Regions from separate parts of the Mus musculus genome. Here region 2 is linked to region 1. A link is a loop called in an ENCODE intact Hi-C map of the cell type or tissue named here. Cell type or tissue: heart. All regions are shown on one strand.

Region 1 (2,500 bases):
TAAACACCTTGCAGTGTGTATGTGTGTTGGGGAGGGGGGCTCAGCTTTTTTCTTCCCTTAGAGAAAGCATGAAAACAAACAAAACAAGTCCCATGTCTGAACACTCCCAAAATTCTCAGAATTACAGAAAAGGAGGCACGTGTGAGTGACTGAATTTGTTCAAGAGCAGGAGGCAAGGAGATGTTTGTGTAACAACAGCCTCAGACAACAGGACCAACCAGAAGCACAGCATGGCTGTGTCATGGCTACAGGCCCTAGGAGAAGCTGGCTTTCTTGTCAGGTTTAGACAGATACCTTTTGTCAATCATGGATCAATGCTGGCCAGGCAAGCTTTGTCTCAGAGGCTTGCGAGGATAATGTTTCTTTGTAAGCGTAGTTTCTTTTGCCCTTTTAAACTCTAATGTCATTGTTTTTCAAACAAAACTCTGTGTGTGCTTTGCTGGAGCTTGCTGGATAAGTAAGCACTGTCATTTAAATGAGTATTTAATGTTATATAACTGTCATTTGGCACTTATAAACGGGAATCTGAAAATATCAGGTGGATAATAAAATAGATTTCAATATCATTCCTCAAAAAGGAAAGTGCCCTCTGTTTTTGTTGTGAATGCTGTCTGAGGCTTCCCTCCCCACGTCCCCTCTTCCCTGAGTAACAATCTTGTCTTCCAAGACCGTCAGAAAAATAGCCTATTTTTAAATTTTTAGACTTTCTGTCTTAGGGAAAGGGAAAATATTGTATGGAAAGCAACAGTGGCAGCCGCAGCAGCAACAACCACAACAATAAGAAATACCTGCCTTACAGTGTCGGCTGAATGCCCACGGATGCAATGCGCATGTTAGACACATCAGGCTAAAATGGATTCTAAGCGTATTCTTAGATTAGATTTAGTTACACAGCATTTTAGAGAGAGGTGACAGGTAAGCTTTCAAAACTGGTAGGCATTTTAGTTCATTGTAGCCAGAAGTTAAAAATAATTGCAATGAATTTTAAGTCACAAGAAAAACCTTCCTTCTGACCTGGCTCCCAGAGCTGGCTGGAGAAAGGCCTTTATCCAGGCATTTGGGACAGCTCTTTCTTTAGAGAAAAAGCCAGCCGTCTGTTTTTCTTCTCTCTGGGGTAGCTGCCATTTCGGACAGGCAGGCACAAAGCCGGGAACATAATCAAGGGCAGAGAAAACTCACCCCATGTTCTATTTGTCATGCTGACCCGCAGGTCATAACCTGAAAGTTTATGGATCAGGGAGACAAGGCCTCCCTGGAAGTCTGTTTTCTGGGCTTTGGCTGATGCTAAGTTCCTGACTTCTGAAAGAGGGGAGGGTGTGGACTTCCAGGGCTAGCCAGTGGGAAGGAAGTAATATTCATTAAGAGTGTCTCATGCAAGCCGCGCAGGCAAGCATGCTCAGTGTAAATTCTCCCGGAGTCTGTCAGCTATGTTTGAACTCAGTCCAGCAGGGCTGCCTTTACTTTTTTTTTTCCCTACCAGGAAGAATGCTCCATTACATTGTGCTTTGCCTCTCTCTCTCTCTCTCTCTCTCTCTCTCTCTCTCTCTCTCTCTCTCTCTCTCTCAGAAGATCAGTAACAATGTTATTTTCTGATCAGTTCAGTAATACAATGCCCTCTGATGTTCACACCAGCATCTCACTGGAGAAGAAAAGAATGTTGTTGGCTACCTGGGACCAGAAGACTTCTTAGGTCAGTAGAAGCTAATCAAGTACTCTCAAGGCTTCCAGAGTCAGGAGTCGTCTTTTCTTAGTAGTTCAGGGAACTGACAGCAATTTAATTGTCTTTTCAACTGGTGGGTGTTCATATACCAATATTTTTTTTCCCACGCGAACTATGGTTTTCTTATGCTAGAGTGATTTTCCAAAAACAGGGAAAGATATATCTTTGGATTAATTTGCATTTGAAAGAAACTTTTTTTTTTTGGTACAGGAGTTTTCTCTTTCTTCTTTCTCTTTCTTCTCTACTGCAAATTATATGTTTTTCAAGTAAATATTGTGGTGAACCGATGTAGCAGTCACAGTCAAATGTGGATGTGGTTTGCATGGCATTAATTCTTGGCAAGGGTGGCTTTCATGAAGTTAGCTTTTGTGCTGCCAAAGATAGAAGGGAGTTAGCTTATTTCTGTCATTGTTTCTGAAACTTTTGGTAGGTTTGGAGGCTGAATTGAGAACCCTTGGGGATGGGGGGGAGGGGGAGAGAGAGAGAGAGAGAGAGAGAGAGAGAGAGAGAGAGAGAGAGAGAGAGAGAGAAGAGCTTTTTTCCTGTTTAATGTGCAAAAAAATGTCTTTTTAAAAAAATATTCAACTCTCTGCTTCTCAGGAACGACTGTATCTTTTTAAGAGTATGTGTAGTGATAAAGTGTAGTTTTGGAGGGAGATAACCAGCAGAAGGCAGAGACAGTTTGTAATGAACAATTTAAATCAAGATCCTCATGGGAACTAGATGCAAGCCAAGAAAAATATCATGTGCTGTGAACTCACTGATTTACTGAGGTTTGCA
Region 2 (2,500 bases), 120 kb after region 1:
GAAACAAATGAAGGAGGGGAGGGACAGAAGGATGGAGGGAAGAAAGAGGAAACTCAGTATTTTATTATCTGGAAAGGCTATCACCATTCTAGACAGGTTGAATATGTTTCTGCTTGGGAGATCTGCATTTTGCTTGTAACCAATTCCTCCGTTCCATATTTAGTATTCCACAATGCCGGCCTAGATTCAGGAATAAGTCCAAAATGGCTGAAGGACGGCAGGGTTTGATCGGTTGCCTCTCTCTCTATCACTGAAGTTAATATGATGCTTATCTGAGAGCAAAGGCACAGACAGGGAGAAATTTAATGCAAATTTCATCAGGAGTCTAGTGCCACTTCACAAAATATTGATTAGGTGTCTGATTTGCTGTCCCCTGACAATGGGCCATCGGAATAAACCAATGAGGTGGGCTTGACTCCAGCTCGTCATGGTCATTCGATAACACCAGGCAACCAATAAGGAGCAGCTACCTTCTGATTGGGTGAGACGCCGGTGAAGGGGGAAACCATCTTAGCAACAGCAGAAGATACTGCACACTCCCTGCACAGACGCACAAACACAGATAGCATGCCACTAACCTGCTGCTCTGAACAGTGGTTGTTTGTGTCTCCTCAGGCTTTTGTTTTGCCACACCCCCTCCAAAGGACAAATTTCAGTTCACACAGTACACTGCCTACCTGGTTAGACAGCCCATAATCCTTTTTTAATGGAATGCAGGGCAACATTGATTGCTCTCTCAGCCCCCTCCAACAGTCCCCTTATTAAGAATGAACTTTGATCTTCAGGTAACTGCACGGGCTTTGTTCTGGAAATGTTCTGTTCTAGTCTCCAGGGAGCAGGCCACATCATGGCCCTTCCTGCCCAGCATGCCACAGGGAAGGGGCTGTGGTATGGGACTGAGCCCACTGGCTGGAGGTTAGGGTTTTTTTTTTTTTTTTTTTTTTTCCTCCCTCTGCTTTCGGTAAGAATGGCAGAAGGATTTTGTGAGGCTGGAGCGAGCTTGACAGTGCTTGTTATTTTCCTCTGAAACTTCCTTTTTCATTGTTCTATGACCCCAGAATGCAGAGCCTCAAAAGCTTTCCTGTTTTCTCTGTAACATTTGGCAAGGTTTTCCTCAGCTACCAGGCTCCAAGCCTTTGACATTCTCCTTTGAAAGGCTCCCTGCTTCTGTGTTTTTATGCTTCTCCCGGCAGCTCCCTTGTTCCCCTGATGCCAGCAGAAGGAGGCTGCTTGCCAATCCCTGGTTTTCCCCAACTAGCAGCTGTCATGACCTTCCTGCCTCATTTTTATCCCCTAACCCCTGTCCGGGGGCTCAGGAGGTATCTGCAGGACAGTGGGGACGGCAGACGATGGAGGGCGCATGATTTCCAGTCTCGTTTATTCCTGTTTAAACACTCTTAGTTTCTTTGCTCTGGTGCCTGGTTGCAGCGTGCATCCTTGGGTCCAGGAGCATCTGCCCATGGATTATCCAGTCCTGCTGGCGTTCTTACCAGTGCTCCCTGCCGACAGCTGTGATCCTGTCTGGGTAGAGGAGCCTATGAGAGAGGACAGCCTTCCCTCTAGGAGGCACGCTGCCATGTCTTCTGCCAGAGGGAAGGAAGTTGAGACGATGTCACAGGCATTTTTTTCCCCCAGTCCAAGAAGGATTATCTGCTAGGAAACGGTACCAGCTGTTTTCCATCTTCCTGACTACAAAGCAGAGGGGAACAGCATGAAATGGAAACAGAAAGGAAGAAAGCAAGATGTGAAGACCACTTAAAAAAAATACCAGGGTTAAGAGAACCTGGATTCTTTTTTCAAATGCTCATTTGGGTTTCCTTTGGGGATGGCTATGGTATGCACCCATTAGAATTTTGACGAACTGTGTTCTTATTGGTGCAGTGGCGTGAATATGATGAAGGGCTGGAGTGTAGTTCAGTGACCGAGAGCTTGCCTAGCATGCATGAAGCCCCGAATTCAAATCCAGCACTGCAGTAAATGGATGAACAATGACCTCGGCCATGCCGTGGCAGCATCATGTGATCCTCGAGTCACACTGGTCTAGATTTAAGGCAGCTAATGAGAGGGTGTTAGCAAATTCCCAGCTTCTCTCTACCTTTGGAAAAAAGTCTGTACAATGGAAATCACACTATCGTGTCTTTCTAAGTAATATCATTTGTGTGTAAAATGCTAAGCTGTGGGCTTACCTTGTGCATTTACACTAAAAATGCTGAATCTTGCTGGATGTTGTGGTGCAAGCCTGTAATCCTAGCACTTTGGGGGCTTAGGGTAAAGGATCTGAAATTCCAGGTCAGCCTGGACTGTACAAATAAAACACTATTTGAAAGAAGGAAGGAAGGAAGGGAAGGAGAGAGGAAGGGAGGGAGAGAGGAAGGGAGGGGGGAAGGAGATAAATGAGAAAGAAATCGAGACAGTCAAACCACAGACAATCTTGTTAAATCTTCCAATCCTAGAACTCCCCCAGCTTCATTCCATTGCTAGACATATGGCACAGTAGTGC

Evidence for each region. A loop is a pair of places that touch in the nucleus more often than their neighbours do. Peaks named below come from ENCODE experiments on the same cell type or tissue, not always from the same donor. Only the 100,000 strongest peaks of a DNase experiment are listed, where the experiment ranks them.
Region 2: it touches region 1 in a loop (2.5-fold over the local background); 3 of 42 quality-filtered maps call a loop at or near these places.

What each region holds. Positions count from the first base shown.
Region 1 is chr9:41,325,686-41,328,185 of GRCm38, forward strand. No RefSeq gene overlaps it. Among named protein-coding and RNA genes, the nearest start is that of Gm25401, 13 kb to the right of the region's middle. In heart, no CTCF peak of the experiment used is centred here; a DNase peak (open chromatin) is centred at 1,356; H3K4me3 peaks cover 1,404 bases; H3K27ac peaks cover 1,806 bases.
Region 2 is chr9:41,446,162-41,448,661 of GRCm38, forward strand. All of the region lies in intron 3 of Mir100hg (Mir100 Mirlet7a-2 Mir125b-1 cluster host gene), which reads left to right. Among named protein-coding and RNA genes, the nearest start is that of Mir100hg, 71 kb to the left of the region's middle. In heart, no CTCF peak of the experiment used is centred here; a DNase peak (open chromatin) is centred at 1,500; H3K27ac peaks cover 2,279 bases.